2 separate regions of the Homo sapiens genome follow, and region 2 is linked to region 1. Evidence: read pairs that join two places in POLR2A ChIA-PET (ENCODE). Cell type or tissue: IMR-90. All regions are shown on one strand. Each heading gives the region's core, and the rest is flanking DNA. Links, peaks and the distances in the headings are about the cores only. Region 1 overlaps FOCAD (focadhesin). Region 2 has its middle 95 kb from the start of MIR4473.

The links. Peaks named below come from ENCODE experiments on the same cell type or tissue, not always from the same donor. Only the 100,000 strongest peaks of a DNase experiment are listed, where the experiment ranks them.
Region 2: POLR2A ChIA-PET joins it to region 1 with 12 read pairs; 1 of 35 experiments calls an interaction of 5 or more read pairs at or near these places.

What each region holds. Positions count from the first base shown.
Region 1 is chr9:20,979,562-20,983,561 of GRCh38, forward strand. FOCAD (focadhesin) reads left to right here. Exons shown (of 44, transcript NM_001375567.1): 38 at 1,865-2,125; 39 at 2,796-2,885. Among named protein-coding and RNA genes, the nearest start is that of HACD4, 50 kb to the right of the region's middle. In IMR-90, for the core only: no CTCF peak of the experiment used is centred there; DNase peaks (open chromatin) are centred at 1,670 and 2,150; H3K27ac peaks cover 1,216 bases.
Region 2 is chr9:20,309,414-20,322,723 of GRCh38, forward strand. No RefSeq gene overlaps it. Among named protein-coding and RNA genes, the nearest start is that of MIR4473, 95 kb to the right of the region's middle. In IMR-90, for the core only: no CTCF peak of the experiment used is centred there; a DNase peak (open chromatin) is centred at 6,488.

The DNA.
Region 1 (4,000 bases), core at 1-4,000:
CTCCTGACCTCAAGTGATCTGCCCACCTCAGTCTCCCAAAGTGCTGGGATTACAGGTGTGAGCCACCACGCTGGGCCTGTTTTTGTTTTTTTAAACCTTTCCTACTCCTCCTCACTGTCTTTAATTGAAAGTGGATGTTATCAAGGTCTGCATCTTTCTGTCAGGTATTAACTTCATTCCACCTGTCTGCTCCAAGTGGCTCCCAGCTGCCTGCCACTTACTGAGCCCTTGCTGTGCACCTGGTACCTGCAAGCACTCAGTGAGTACTTACAGAAATCAGACTTAATTTCTCTACAGCCTGACGGGACAGTTTTAAAAGTAGCTTTGTTGAGTTATAATCTATATAGCCTAAAATATGGCTGTTTTAAAGTGTAAAATGTGATGAATTTGAGTACCTTTACAGGTTTTTCAATCATCACCAAGAATATTTCCATCACCTGACAAGTTCCATTGTGCTTGCTTGTAGTCATTCCCCACTCCCAGCTTCAGACCCAAGCCACCACCAATCTGCTTTCTATTTGTAGTATTGCCTTTCTAAAATAACCTTTATTTATATAATTTTATATAAATTATATATAAATTTCATATAAATTTTTGAAATTCTTTAGAATGGAATTATACAATATGAATTTTTTTATGTCTGTCTTGTTTCATGTCTGAGAGATACATTTTATTATTTCCATTTTAACAGAATTATAAACTGAGGCAAATGGAGGTCAAGCAAAGTTTGCCTAGCTAATAAAAGAGAGAGCTCTATCTATCTGAGTTCAAAGCCCTGTTCTATTCACTCCTTCTTACTTTTGAATCAGACCTATTTCCAGCCTGTTGGGTTGGCCTTCGAAATTTTCCTAAATTTTACTTATCCTTTCATTTATCTTTTAGATCTGTGCTACTCTGTGCATTTGTCTTTGATTATTTATCTTTATTGTTATCTTGGTTAATAAATTAAGTTTGTGAGTTCATTTTCTTAAATATAGAATGATCTGAGATGGCATATTCTTTAAAATGAGGTCTTGAGAAAACTCATGCAACTACACTGATCTTTTTAGAAATTTGCAGAAAACATTGTTCCTCTGTCCCTCCCCTATTTTTGTGTGCTATCTTGAAAAAACAAAAATAGCACACAAAAAAGTTTTTGCCAGATTTTACTTTTTAGATCACTTATTTTGCCAGATTTTATTTTTAGATCACTTATTTTAGACTTGCTGCCCCTTTAGTAGCATGTTTATGTTCCTAAGAATTTTTGAAGCCCACTTGGTTGAAGTCTGTCATATAACAGAGCTGTTACTAACATGCCCTTTCTTGGCTCTCATGAACTCTAAGGTGCCTGGTCAGTTCTACGTGCTCAGCTGGTGGTTTTACTTTGGTCATAAATGGTCCCAGCATGTCACTTCTCCTTATTACTTCCTTATTTTTTCTCAGAAGAAGAAATTAATAGTATCAGATGCTCTGTTTAGTTGATTTTCAGCAGTTGAGCCTTTCATCTTCCAGAGCTTTTCTTGCCAGAGAATGTGACCTTTTAAAACTGAAAAGTAACTGTCATGTACTTTCAGAAGTAGCATTTTATTCCCGTCACTGAAACCTTGAAAACATCCAAGGTTTAAGCTGAGTAGTTCACAGATGGGTTGGCAGATCCCATATAAACACATGATTCACCCTGGATCAGAAGTAACTGCAGAAGCCAAAATTACATGCATTGGTGGCCCATTGGACCGTGAAGCTGTGGGAAAATGAAGGGGGAAGGAAGTAACCTGAACCTTTTATCTCTCAGTCTACCCTCAAACACAGTGATGATGTACAGGTTTTGAACATTGCAAACCCAGACTTGCCTATTTACATTCAACCCCTTCTGTTTTACTTCCAGCTGAATACCAAGAGATATCTCCTGATATCTGCACCTCTGTGGATAAAACACATCTCTGATGAACAGATCCTGGGTTTTGTTGAAAATTTAATGGTGGCAGTTTTTAAAGCAGCTTCCCCACTTGGAAGTCCTGAGCTATGCCCAAGTGCTTTACACGGTCTGAGCCAGGCCATGAAACTGCCCAGCCCTGCCCACCACCTCTGGAGTCTGCTCTCTGAAGCTACTGGGAAAATTTTTGACCTCCTGCCAAATAAGATTCGGGTGAGGAACAAAAATATTTACATTCCTGACAATTTATGTTTGGGATATTTTAAAGGCTTCTTGGCAAAGTGGGGAGGTGTATGTTTTAAGAATGTGGGTGGGAAGGCTAGCAAGAAATAACCACATTCTTTACTAGGAGTGTATTTGTTTCCAAGATCTAAATTGAGGTTGAATATTTAGAACCAAAGTTTTGAGCAAGCTTAGAAGCAGTTTAACCAGTGCTGCACCAGGAAATTTGCTATTAGGCGTTTTTACCAAATGCCTCTTGTAGAAGACGAGAAGGCTCAGAAGTCCTTACGCTTTACACCTGGAGAATCCGTGGGCATGAGTTCCCATATACTGTTTATATAAAACAATTTAGCATCGCCCTTCCCTCCCCCAAAAGACCTCTGAATTGTAATTTTACAAAGAGGTTAGAAATTTATTTGGGATGAAGGAATTTTGATAAGGAGAAAAATGTATAGCCAAAACAAAACAAAACAAAAAAACACAAAGTAACAGGAAAGATGTCTTCAAAATGATAAAAATTGGCCAAATGTTTTGGTTTGGTTAAAATTAAAATCTCATCAGCTGCTGTTCATGGGGATAAGAAAATCTAATAATTTGTCAGAACATTTTGACCTGTTATTTTACACTGTTTGTTGACATGTTTGGGATTTTTCTTTATCAGAGAAAGGATCTAGAGCTGTATATCAGCATAGCAAAATGCCTCTTAGAAATGACAGATGATGATGCCAATCGGATCGCCCAGGTTACTAAGGTAATAACATATCTTTCTATACCTTTTTTCATTATTGAGCCAGAAATTACGATTGAATAATTGATTTCAGTGTTTGGCTGAAGCAAGTTTTGCTTCATTTTTGTTATTGGTTAATTTCAGGAAACTATATTTCATTTACATTGTTGAGCCTCTTGTTCAGCCTACTAATGTGGTTGGTGCTTAACAAATGTTGTATGGATGGATAGATGGATGAATAACTTTTTAACCCGATTTCTCCCACTTTGTCCTTCACCTGATCCTATCCTTAGGAATGAAGAAGGTGGTTGATTGAAAAGCAAGCACTATTAGCCCTGACACAGGATAATTTATTTCCCACACCCATGCCCAAGTCAAACGATGAATGAGCAAAAAGTAGCATATCAGTAAAGTTGCCAGATTTAGCAAACAAAATGCAAGATATTTTGTTAAATTTGAGTTGCAGATCAATAATGAATCATTTCTTAGTACAAGTACATGCCAAATGACACACTTGTATTTGAATGGCAGTTTTGCATACCAACTAATACCAATGGTCTAGAGAACTGTGAGCTCCCTTATAGCTGGTGGACTTCGTGTCATTTATTTTACTTTATGGCAGGTTTGCCTATTCAATCAGATCCTTGAATTTCTGCATCATATGGCAGTGGTTCTCAGAATGTGGTCTTTGCATAAGTAGCATCAGCATCGCCTTGGAAATGATTAGAAATGTGAGTTCTTGAGCCCCCATCTAGGCCTACTGAATCAGAAACTCTGCAGACGGAGCCCAGGAGTCTATGTTTTAATTGTCTCTCCAGGTGATTCTGGTGTATCCTAAGGTTTGAAAACCACTGTTAAAGAATATTTGGGGCCAGGTGCGGTGGCTCACGCCTGTAATCCCAGCACTTTGGGAGGCCGAGGCGGGTGGATCATGTGGTCAAGAGATCGAGACTATTCTGGCCAACATGGTGAAACCCCGTCTCTACTAAAGGTACAAAAATTAGCTGGGCGTAGTGGCACACACCTGTAGTCCCAGCTACTCGGGAGGCTGAGGCAGGAGAATCGCTTGAACCCGGGAGGTGGAGGTTGCAGTGAGCCGAGATCCCACCACTGTACTCCAGCCTGGTGACAGAACGAGA
Region 2 (13,310 bases), core at 4,853-8,852, 670 kb before region 1:
ACACCATGCTATGCATTCAAAATCACAGTTTACAAATAACTGAGGCTTGCTTCTCACTTGAGCCTAACAATCCTGGGAGGCAGGGTAAGTCTTACCATCCCTCTTTTGCAATGAGAATTCTAATGCTGTGAGAGGGCGTAGGTTGAGGTGGTAAAACCAAGACTTCAAAGCAGACTTTCTGGCCTTTGACCAGTGGCCTTTCCACTGGATCAGCCATTGCCATTAGCAACGTACCCATTTTCCCCACAATCTTCTCTTCAAGTACATCTTTGTTACCACCATCCCTGCCTATTGTCTTTCCCCTCCTATGACTACCATTGCTAACTTTGGGTAAACCTCTCCTTGCTATCTACATGTCATCCAAAAGCATAATCCACAATAATTTCCCTGATCAAAAGTCATCTGATTAGCACCTTCACCCCTCCTGCAACTTCAATGCCCCTCTACCATGTAACCCAACAAACTCACTTCCTGGGAATTAGGATGTGGATATCTTTGGAGGGCTGTTATTCTGCCTAACACATGCAGTCTGTCTCTGAGCAGCCATTTCTTGGCAAAAACTTTACACTATGTAAGATTAACGGCATCACTTCTCAAGTCATCACTATCATCACCACCTTCATAGTCTCCAAACACTCAGCCAGGTGTTTCTAGTTTTGGGTTACTTAACCCTTAAGAATCTTTATTTCATTTTGTAAACTCTACATGCTCAATTCTTTTTTTTTTTTTAAACCTCCTGCATTGGAAGGAAGGACTTCACAGTCCCACCCCTTTTCCGCTCCATAATGTTAAGACTTAGAGAAAGTTAAATTCCACTTTGGGTGGAGCCCAAACATGAAAGGTTCCATTCCAGAGGAAATATTTACTGAGAACCTCTCTGCTAGAGGAAGAGAAGCCATTTCACAGTCTTAATTAGAACAAGCCTTCTTTGACAATCAACCTAGACAATGTTTATAGCTACACAGTCTCTGTACAGTGTGTCAGTATCTCACCTCCTCCCAAATGGGGCGAGAGGCCGTACAAATTCATTCAACTAGTTGCTTTACTAATTACATCACACATACCAGAGCTACCAAGGCTGGCTGAATCTAATTACATTAAATGCATCTACATGAAGATTTCCAATACACCCAGAAAGATGTTTTCAAGATTTCAAGCCTTGGAATAAAGGCTGTAATGAAGTCGGACCACATTATTCTGTTGGTCTGGGGTAATGTAAACACAAGGCAGGGCTCTGTGTATCTGACTCTTCCTGCTGTAAACTCTTGGAGGGGCCAAATGGAACAGAGGATGCTTTCCACATTGGATGGATCCCTTCAGGTAATTCTGTGCTGAGAGTGCAAATATCTCTCAGCTGTTTGGATGCCAAGGAAAAATTCAAGACTCTCACCTGCCCCCTTTCATTTCAGAAAACTTTACTGTGCACCGGGCCTTATCAGGAACTCTGGGAGATGATACAGGGAAAACAAAGATGAATGAGACAAGCTCAGGGCAGTCCAGTGGATGAAGAATCCCAAGCAGCCTAATTATTCGGTACTATTTTAAAAGAATGTTCTTTAGCTATTTGTTAGATATTTATTTAGTGATGGTGGGAAGTAAATGATTTAATAATCATTGTATGCAGCAGTAAATTTACCTACTTTACCTCCATTGGTTGAAATAAAATGTTCAAACAACTTATGTTCATTTCTAGAGCTCTTGTTTTCTTCCCTGTTTTAAATTGTGGTTTGTTTTTAAATCAGACCACTTCTTGGACAGGAAACATATTAAAGAGTTTTGAGTTTAGGCAATAAAATAATTCAATAATTGCCAATAAACAACACTCTACCAGCGTTATGTGGTTTCAGAATTGTGACTGACTACCTGATTTTACAAATAAGCCAGCCATGCCAAATCCTATGGGAAGCAAGCCCAAAGCAGCCCGCACGATCAGATTTGGAGGCTTCATCAAAGGGTTAGGTGGTGCTAGGCCACCGTCCCCTGAGTGGTCTCAGGAGAGCGTGGCCATTGGTTCACTGCAAATTGCATGAGCTTGTCACAAAAACTCTCAGCAATGTTCCTTGGACCCTAGAAAGAGGTGCTTTTCATTCCAGGGTGCTATCAACTACAGCAAAAGAAAAACTCCTTCCTGCTTTGCCCTTCATGTAAGGGATAATATCATGTAAATGAGTTCATTGGTACATATACATTATTACATACATATTATTTCATTTATTCAACAAATATTTATTATGTGCCCACTATGTACCAGGACTGTTCCAACTACTGAGCCTATTTCAAAGAACAAACTACATAATGTGCCTGTTTATGTAAAGTTTACATTTTAATGGAGTGTGGGGAAAAATAATAAACAACTAAACAAATCTATGGATTAATTTTAGATAATGATAGGTTCTAAGGAGGAAATCAAATAGGAAGATGTGATAAAGAATAAGAACGCTGGGTATTCAAGAGCTCAAGACATATGCCATTTTCTGACCATGGGAAGGGGAGCTGATTTAGATTTTTATTTGTAATTGAGCTGAGATCTGATTGTTGAGAAAGAATGGCCCAGGCAAAGACTTGGGGGGAAAAGTAGCCCAGGCAAAGGCAACAGCAAATGGAAAGGCCCACATAAGTTTGTGGCATCGAGGAACAGACAGAAGGCTGGCAGGGCTGCAGTGGAGCACCCAGGTAAATCATAAGGGAATGAAAGGGCAGAGAAGAGAGGCAGATTTTACAGGCTATGATAAGAAGATTACATTTTCTTCTAAATGTAATGGAAAACCATTAAAAGGTTTAATAAAATGAGTGACATGATCTTATTTGCCCTTTTAAGAGATTCTGCCAGTTAGTATGTAGAGAATAGATTATTATGAGAAAAAGAATGGGAATTGGACGACTACTTGAAACATATCACAGGAATCTAAGCAAAAAATGAGGGTGGCTTACATGATGATTACAATTGTGCAGTGGAGGTGGTGAGAAACAGTTGGAATCCAGATATGTTTTGGAGGTGGAGGCTACAGGACTTGCTGTGGTGTGGTGTAAGGTGTGGGAAAGAGTGGAGTCGAGAAGAACCCCAGGTCCATTAGCCAAGATGAGGAAAATGGGGGGTGGGAAGGCAGCAACAGATTTGGAAGCACAGGAAATCAAGAGTTCTGTTTTAGACATGATCCATGAGATGGTGTGGTCTGAATCTGTATATATCAAGTTGGCGGCTAGATGTACTTGCTTAGTGGACAGGTCAAAGCAAGAGATATAAATTCGGATCACTTTCTTGTAGACAGTATTTAAAAGCCATGGGCCAAGAGAGTGTAGACAGAGATTAAGTTCACTGATATATTAGTATCCCTTTTTAGATCAATGCTTCTGGAAGCTGCTTGACTGGTCCACTTCTTATCAAGCTCTGAACACAGTGCCTGCTTTAAAGGAGCTCACAACCTAAGAAAAGACAGGCAGATGGCTAGAAAACAGTGTATTGTGTATTATATATAATGAAGGTATGGGCTGGGCATTGTGGGAAAACAGAGGAGAGGATGACTAATACCTTGAGTCATGAGGAAGACAGCATACAGAAAATGGCATTAGAAAGGGTCATGAAGGATAAGGACAGTTTTCCCACATAGCAGAAAGGAATTAACATGTGCAAAGGCATGGAAGCAGGCCATATTGGTGAGGTTCTGTGAAACAAAATATATATATATCATATCCCAAAAACTAGGGCCATGCTTAATGGGAAGACATAATAAACATTCTCATTAAAGTCAGCAACAAAACAAAGGACTTCCATATTCACTACTACCTTTTAACACTAGTCTAGTGATACATGCCAACACAATTAGGAAAGACAAGGAATTCACCAATTCAGAACTTGCCAGGAGGTCTAGTTATCAGTATTTGCAGACCATATGATCACATATTTATGGGGAATAATAAAAAAGTAGGAAAAAATATTAAAATAAGTAAGAAAACTTAAAAAGTCAGCTATATACAAAATTAGTGCCAAAAAGAAATCAACAGCCTCAAATATAAAAACAACAATCATTTGGAAAGTAGAGCAGTTCCCATTTCCAACAGCAACCTAAAGGATAAAATAACTAGAAATCTAAGAAATGTGATTTCAATGAAAACACTGACAGAACTTTTTTCACTAAACAGATTTTAAATCGTATATGGTAAATATATAGCAATGAGAATATTTAGAAAAATTCTGAAAAAGAAAAGTAAGAAAGACAGACTGGATGTACCAGCTGGTATAACATAAAGCTAGAGTAATTAAAACATCATGGGCCTGATTTAAAAAATAAAATCCAGAAGCAGACTCCAAAACATATGAGAATGTAAAATATGACAGAGGTGGCATTTTGTATCAGTGGTGAAAAACACATAGTTAAGCAAATGGTGTTGAGACAACTAGGTAGCCATTTAGGAAAAAAATAAAGCAGGATTACTAAATTTATCCATCAGACCAAAGTAAATTCCTGATGGGTGTAAGTCACTAGAAAAACACGGAAAAATATTTTATAATCTTAGAAATGGAAAGACCTAAGTATGAGAAAAAAAAAAATCCCAGGAACCATAAAGAATAAAATGTATACAACTCTACAAAAATTAAAAATTGCCTTCAAGAAACACACAAAATTAAGACAGACAATGACAACACACCTGGGATACCATTTGTAATACATGTAAGAAAGGACTCATTCTCTAAATATATACAGTCACCAAAAATCAATTAGAAAAAGGCCAAAAACACAACAGGAAAATGGGCAAAGGACCTGGATGGACATGTCTTTCTCTGTGGCACACACTCCCCCGACACATACACAATCCAAAAGGATTTAAAACACTTAAAATGACATTTAAAAGAAAGCAAATAAACTACATTTCTTATATTGCAAATTATCAAATATCAAATCCTTGAATGGAGCACTATTGGGAGAGTAGAAACAGCTATTCACTTGAATTGTTGCTAGGCTTATAAATTGATTCAGTGCAGAGCAACTGAATACTCATATAAAAATGTATAGCACATGTATTTTTTTTTTTTTTTTTTTTTTTTTGAGATGGAGTCTTTCTCTGTTCACCAAGCTGGAGTACAGTGAAGCGATCTCGGCTCACTGCAAGCTCCGCCTCCCGGGTTCACGCCATTCTCCTGCTTCAGCCTCTGGAGTAGCTGGGACTACAGGCGCCTGCCACCCATTCCCAGCTAATTTTTTATATTTTTAGTAGAGACGGGGTTTCACCGTGTTAACCAGGATGATCTCAATCTCCCGACCTCGTGATCCACCCGCCTGGGCCTTCCAAAGTGCTGGGATCACAGGTGTGAGCCACCGCGCCCAGCCCTAGCACATGCACTCTTTTACCCTGATATTCTACTTTGGAGAATTTATTCTATAGATATGTTGGCACATGTGCATAAAGTTGTAGCCACAGAGATATTCCTGCAGCTTTGCTTATATTAGCAAAAGAGTGGAAGTAACCTCAGTTATCATCAATAAGGTGGTAGTTTCACAGATAATGACATTTCCTTACAATATTTCAGCAGAAGCCATTCAAAGATTTGCTCTCTGTGCTAACCACCACCAAGACACAGTGTTACAATTTTTATAATAATGTGAAAAGTCATCTATCACTTCCAGAAAAACAAAAGGATACACACATTTATGCTTGTATATGTAAGAAACCAGCAACAGTGGTTGCCTTTAGGGGAGGAAGGATGTGGTTGAAACACAGAGATGGGAAGGAGACTTACATATACCTGAACCATGTTCCTGCATCACCTGTTAAAAACCAACTACGTAGCAGAAAGTTGAAGATCATAGTCATTTTACATTGTGGCTTGAGATTAGGACGTGTGTTAATGGGGAAGATGCGGGGGCAGAGATGACAGTGAATAACAAAATCAATCTTGTGGAATTATGAGCATTAGAAAAATGTTCTGAACACTTAGCAACTGGCCTGTTGTAGGTGTCCAGTAAATGTTAGCTATTATTACCCACAGATTACATAACACGAACACACATCATTTAGTGAAGTGGGAGGTTTGATTTGCAGGTTTAACTAGGGTAGAGTGAATTCTCCCATTACTCTTTCTGTTGCACACCCAGATGGTAAGTTCTGGTGAAGGCCACCTGTGAGTCCCTGCAGGCCCTGACTGTGAGGTGAGAGCCAGGGGCTGGCCTAGAGCCACAATTCCTACCCCAGCCTCAGCCCAGAAGGCATCCAACCCAGAACACACCTTTTTTCTTGGGGAATGAACCCTACAATAACCTCTGCCCTTCATATTTTAAAATCTCCCTTTCCATAGGGGTGGGCTCCCAGCAACCATCCTGGTCCTGTGTGCTCCCTCCACCACCATAAACACAATTGATTGGATTAGGTGCGGACACCTGACTCAAGCTGATCCAATCAGATTTTCTTCTTTGGGCAATTTGGAACTTGAACTTGAACCAAGTCAGCCTCTATGCGGCTGGAAATATGAGACATAAATATGGGAGATGTGAATCAGAGCAGCAGCAGAAAACTCCAGTCCTCTAAAAGAAAAAAGAGAAGAATGAGTCACAGAAGGCTTCCAGTTTCTGGCTCTAATCCCCTCCACAGGCACAGTTACATTAGTGCCTTTATATTTTGTAAGATGTTTCTGGGTTCTTAGAATTTATGCCCTTTTTCTTTTTTTTTTTTTTTCGTTTCTTTAAGCCAAGTTGACTGGTTTCTAGGTTGTCAGTTTTTTGTTTTGTTTTGTTTTGCAATTAAAACATCAAAACCTATACAGACACTGAAAACATGGTAAATCTCAACCTCCTATTGATTGTAACAGAAGAATAAAGGTGAGGCCAAAGCAACCGCTATCAAGCTTGAGATCAGCTTCCATACCTCTCCCCAAAGCAAAGCCATGTGCAGGGGAGAGGATGTCTATTACATGTGGGTGACCAGAGTACTTAGGGCAGCACAAAGTGGTAGTGGAGAGGAGGGGAGGGAGAGCTGGATGTAAGAGGCTCCCCCAGATAATCTGCCATGGCTGTTGCATTCGTTTCTGCCTTCATCCATTCGGTGTTGCCATAACAGAATTCCTGAGACTGGGTAATTTATACAAGAAAGAGGTTTATTTAGTTCACAGTTCTGTTAGCGGGAAAGTCCGACAGCATGGCACTGACATCTGCTGAGCTCTGGCGAGGGCCATGGGCTGCTTCACTTTCAGTGGAAAAGCAGAAAGGCCAGTGGTCACACACAAAGAGGCAGGCAAGAGGGGCTGGGCTCACCTATAACAATCGCTCTCTCTGGAACTATTCCCTGCATAGTGAGAGAGGTGATAGCAGCGTTACTCCAGGACCCAAACGCCTCCCTCTAGGCCTCTCCTCCCAACGCTGCCATCAGGGGAATCAAATGTCAACATGAATTTTGGTGGGGGCAACCCACGTCGAAACCATGGCAGTTTTCTCGGACTGACATAACAAAATGCCACAAGGTAGATGGCTTAAAATATTAATAATAGAAATGTATTGTCTCACAGTTTTAGAGGCAAGAAGTCTGAAATCAGTGCCACACGGGACATGCTCTCTGAAACCCAAAGGGGAGGATCCTTCCTTGCCTCTACCTGGCTCCTGGTGGTGGCCATCAATTCTTGGCATTCCTTGGCTTGCAGCTGCATTGTGACAACTTTTGTCTGTGTCATCAAATGGGGATCTCCCTGTGTGTCTCTGTCTTCCCATGGGTGCTCTCCTGTGTCTAAATTTCCCTTTTCTTCTAAGGATTCCGTCATTGGATTAGGGCCCACCTTAATGACCTTATCTTAACTTGATTACATCTGCAAAGATCTAACTCCCAAAAAGGTCACACTCACAGGCACCAGGTGTTAGGACTTCAGTATTTTTTGGAGGACACAACTCAACTCACAGCAGTGGTCACAGGGAAGAGGAACTACTGCTACTCACTGTGACGCTTATCATTCATCCAGGAAAACAGAAATCATGCTGAGAGTTTAAAGCAGAGGGGATTTGGTGCAGAGAAGAGGTAACAGGTGATAGGGAGGCTGAGAAGCCAAAGAGGAGGCAGCATACAACCCAGAGATTAGCAAGAGCAGAAAGCTGCTGCCATGCCTCAACTGCACAGACAAATTGAATGTCAGGGTTAGGCAAGACTTGGGGCCTGGGTCACCTACTAAGTGGAAATGAGGACCATGGCAGCTCTGTCAGGAGGAAATTGGAGCCAGGCAGGAGGAGAGAAAGAGGATAGAAATACCTGGGCTTCTTTCATCCTCCCACCCTCCAATCTCCTGCCAAGGCCTCAACAGGCCAGAGATCTGGCTGACACCGGAGATTGCAGGGATGGCCTCCTGACACACAGAGAGAGCAAGGATTGGGAGAGAATAGAGCTGAGGGCAAGCAGCCCAGGCCTGGCCTAATATCCACTGTGCATGAGTCTTTAAAGTCTCACAACTTAGGATGTGAGAATTACTGTTCTAATCTTACAGAGATGCCGAGACTGTGAGAGTGTCAGTAGCTCACTCCAGAGCGCCAGCTCCGAGATCCATTCCAACTTGGGTCTGCACATGTGGTGGCTCTAGGGGCTGTGGCTCCTTCCCCTCCACGTTTGTAGGTTCCATTCTGATTCCTTCTTGCCTCTATCTGTGCTGTCCCTAAATACACAGGCCCCATACAAACAAACCACATGAGGGAAAGCCCTCCTGTAAGGGACCCAGTGGACAAGGACAGACTCAACAACCACTGGGTCACCATCGATATTTCCTCTCTTGCCCTTTGGGCTTTTGCTCAGATCTCAGGCCATACCTGCTCCCTCTCTGACTGCCCCTCTCCCTCTGTGACCTGGCCCTGTAAACATCCTAACCCTGCTTCCCTGGTGAACTTCTTTTTCATCCTCGAGACCTTATCCTAGTCAACACGTTTTCCAGGAGGCCTTCTCTGGCCCCTCAGACCAGCCCACCATGTGCCCCTTGGCTGCAGGCAATTCCTCTTTCATTATCCTCATGCGCTTTGTGATTTGGGGCCTGGTGGGACAGTCTGCTGAACCATTCATTCATGGGTGTTCTGTGGTTCCATTTCTTCATTTCTACCAGGTGCCTGGCTTTGCATTCCTTTGCTGCAGGGATTTTTCCAGAGAGAAAGTGGAAGCTGAAGGAAGACATTGTTCTTCATGTAAAACACCCAGTCCTTTGCAGGCAAAGCAAAGGGTGAGAGCCCTTCCTTCGATGACAGGAAGAGAGGAGAGAAATTCTCAAGGTGGATGACGGTAGACAGATGCTGAGCTTAGCAGAGACCAGACTGAAATGTAACCAAGTGTTAGTGGAATACTTTTCCCCTGAATACATTTACTAAAAATTCAGCCTTTTAAACAATTTTTTGTTTTGAGTTGGTGTCTTCCTCTGTCACCCAGACTGGAATACAGGGACACAATCATGGCTCACTACAGCCTCAAACTCCTGGCCTCCAGAGATCCTCCCACCTTGGCCTCCCAACATGCTGGGCTTTTTAACAATTTTAAGTCATATGTTGACATGGCTGCTGTTAAGAATATGACAGATGATAGAGGAAAGAAATTGGACAATTAAGTGCCCAGTCTCCTATTAGAAGTTGGACAAGAGTACCTACTCCCCTATCATCCAAGGGTGGCTCAGGCCCTATTCTGCAGACCACCCCCTCCCCTCCCTGGTTAGAGCCTGCCTGTGTCTCCGACAGAAGTGTGCCTAGGGAGCTGTGAATATTCCTCAGAGAGATGGCCAAGGCGTGCACCTGAGGACGCCAGGGCCTTGTCATGGACTTTCCAGCTCAGGTGGACATTCATATACCCACAGGTCACACTGACACAGCAGAACACACTGAGCTGCCTCACATCTTGGCCTGCTTGCCCATCTGGAGACTGAGGTAAAATAGAGATGTTGGCAGCAGCTATGATGGACCAGAAACCAGAGGCCCTTCCTGTGTTTTCAGAATCCTCGTGAAGGCCCTGGGCTTCTGGTGCAAAACTAGGAGTTGGAATTTCCTGCTGCCCTGGCAGGATGAGAGCTTAGAGTCAGCTTTGACTTAAAGAAAACAAACAAAAGTGTGTATTTTTGCACATGAATTGTTGACTGAGGTTCATGCCCACACGATTTGTTTAACGTGTGACTTTTCCAAGTCCCTGACAGCCAAGACTGCCTGAACTCACGGCCCAACGCCCCAACGCATAGTAAGTGCTCGGTCAATATTTCCTGAGTCGAGTGAATGGGTAGTTTTGGAAGTCAAATCTTGGAAGAGCATTTCTCTGTTTCCTCCGGGCAGACCCTGCAGGCATCAGCTCCAGGAGGCATTCGTCCTGACGGTCCCCTAAACCCTGCTGACACATGAGCAGACACTGCACAACTGCACTGGCGGTTTCTGTCCAGACAGGCACTCCCTCTGTGGTGAGAAATACCTCTGAAGTTGCCTAGCATCTTGGGGCTCCTTGCCCATCTTTAGAATTTTCAAGTGCCCCAAGCTATTGTGAATGTGTTCAATGTTTATATTCCAAGCAGCTTGAATCTATGCCTTGCAAAAATGCAAGTTGGAAAGTTAATTCATTCCTTTATGTCAAGGTAATTGCAGTTTCACCCTAATCCTCTCTTGTCAAAGACATTTCTACAATGCAGGGAGTTATCTTTTACAAGAGACACTTCAAGGTGATTTAATAACAACACTTGCTATGAGTCACATTTTCCCTGTAGTCATCTACTCTTCAGCTTGGGAGAGCAGGGCTTCAAGTACAGAAGAGAGAAGGCATTTGGCTAGTCACATAACCCACTTACACACGCTCAGCCAAATGTACACCTTCAAGAGAAAAAGAAAGCCCTAATGAGCACTTGTGGTAACTAAGGTGCTAAACGAGATCTTTCCAAGCAATGCTATTTTTGTTTGTTTGCTTTAGGGCAAGCTATATTCACTCAGTGCTTTGAAACTTAAGACACGTATGAATTTCATGACTGCGGACAAAGAGGAAATTTGATATGGAGATTAATTATTAATTCAACATTTACTGAGCCCCTACTATGAGCTGTGCTAGGGGCTTGGCTACAACAGCACACAGGCTTGCCTGCCAGCTGCCCTCACCAAGCTAGTGGTCCAGCAGGACTGCAGATGTCAAACAAATAACAAAGGCCAAAGATGTCTCTTTCTCTCTCTGTCTGTGTCTCTTTTAAATGCAAAACTATAAATTTATTTTATATACTCCTTTTTACTTCATCTGCATGATAAAAGGAATACAGATGTATTTTTTAATGTAACCAAATTCCCATCTCACTGCGCAGTAGGAAAAAGTCTACCCACTCCTCACAGTTTCTAGTTCTCCCCTCACAGTGGAGCTCATCAAAAGGCAGAGGACATTGGCTGGGACGTGACCAGGTTTCAGGCAATTTGGGAGTGAAAGGCCAGCAGGCAGCTTTATCTTGAAGACTGTTCAGCTCCACAGGGTGACAGATTCTCCCACCAACCATGTCTCTGTCAGCCTCAGCCCAAGAGAAAATTGAGCTGAATAAGAGAGGTCTCAGTGGAAATTATATTGGAAAGACTCACCATAATGGCTTCCTGAAAAAAATACATAAACAAAACACATTTTTCCATCCAAATTAAACAAGTAGGTCAAGAGGGCAACTTTGCCAAGTGCCACTTACTCCCACCTCCAGCTGGAATTTTCTGGGCATGCCAGCACTGGTGTTACTTGCCGTAGGCAGATTCTCTACCCATACTTACAAAAATCCACACCAGCTACTTCTGATGGAGTTCTTAGCGTGCCTCTTTCAACTGGATTTCTAAACAAGGAACAATGTAATTGGCAGGTAATAACAGGCTAACAGGATTGTCTTAACAGATACTGGTGCCTTTTCAGTTCAGACTTTCACCAGCCAAGAGGTTCTATACAAAAGATCCACACATCAGAGCCATGTGATGAGAGGCCAAAACACTGGAGAGCTGTAACCCTGAATGAAGGAGTCAGGTTTACATATTGATTCAAAAAAAAATTGCTACTCTTATCCCTGTGTGACATCATGCTTTGAATATGATCATTGAAGATGTTACTTGGAGTGCAGCTACCTTGAACCCTCGGTGAAATGAAATGGGATAGAAAGGAGTAAGATTGTTGGGGGCTTTAACTACCGTTCCACACTTTTGAAAGTTAGAAAAACAAAGAGCAACAGCAGCTGCCTCTGTGTTGGTAATCATATTTTCCACCAGCAACTGGCTCCCATTGGTTGGAGCCAATCCTTTGCTGTAACAGAGGATCTAAGCTGCCAAGAGAAGGTCCTCATGTTCAGATAGAGCAATAGAGCGGAGCATTTGAAATGAGGAGCTTCACACCAGTCCCCTGTAGGTCTGAGTGCCTGAGGCTCCCTGCAATGCGTGCACACAGTCATTATGCTGCTCCACAGAAAGAGATGGGAGCTGGATGAGTCCTTCCCTGATGACTTGTATGAGCTAATGATCCTACCGGAAATAGAAAAAAAAAAGAAAAGAAAAAACACTAGTCATGTGATTTCAAGACAGTGACAAAAGCTTAAGCTGAGGTTGCCACAAAAGGTTGTGGGAAGGGGTGTGGTCTATAGGCATGGGTGCAGCCAGGGCTGAGAACGACTAGTTAGCTGAAAACAGCTGCTTTTCTTCACCAAAATATATGGGTGAATAATGCACCCTGTTTTCCAGGGGGATAATGCAAACAAGTGCTCTGTCAAGGTAATTTTTGTATTCCACAGGGATGGCGGGGCCATGTGGGGAACCACAGCTGTGGAGTGGGGATGTAGTATTGCTTAGAGCCAGGTGTGTGGGTCCCAAAGCAGATGTCAGTGCTTAAAATTAGTAGGAATGGGAGAGCCATGCCTAGATCTTTGCTCTGAGATACAGTCGTAGTACCCAAAAAAGAAGTTCCGGTAGTGGGAAATGTAGATTTAGAGCTGGGCTGTTTGACGGGAAGGCAGGGAATGGCTTATGCACCAGCAGAAAGCCAGTTTCCACCTTGCATATCCAGTGAGGTTGCCACAGGGCCATGACCTTCATTCCTGGGGTGCCCTGCCCTCAGCTCATTGGGTGTCTGTGTGGCTAGAGTTTGGTTCTGTGTGAGGAGCAACTTGGAGGGGGGAATGGACTTTAGCTCAATTCAACCAACATGACTGTATATTCACTCGGCATCAGGTACTGGGATTTCAAAAAACTGGACATTGATGTAGCACACTGATAATGGAGCCAAAATCTAAACCACTCTGGAAAATCCAGGGTGACCACTGTACTTAAGTGCCACAAATAGCTATTTTGCATAATCAAAGCTTTGGGCTTGAAGGCTTTGTTCATGCTTTTGCTGCTCACTCA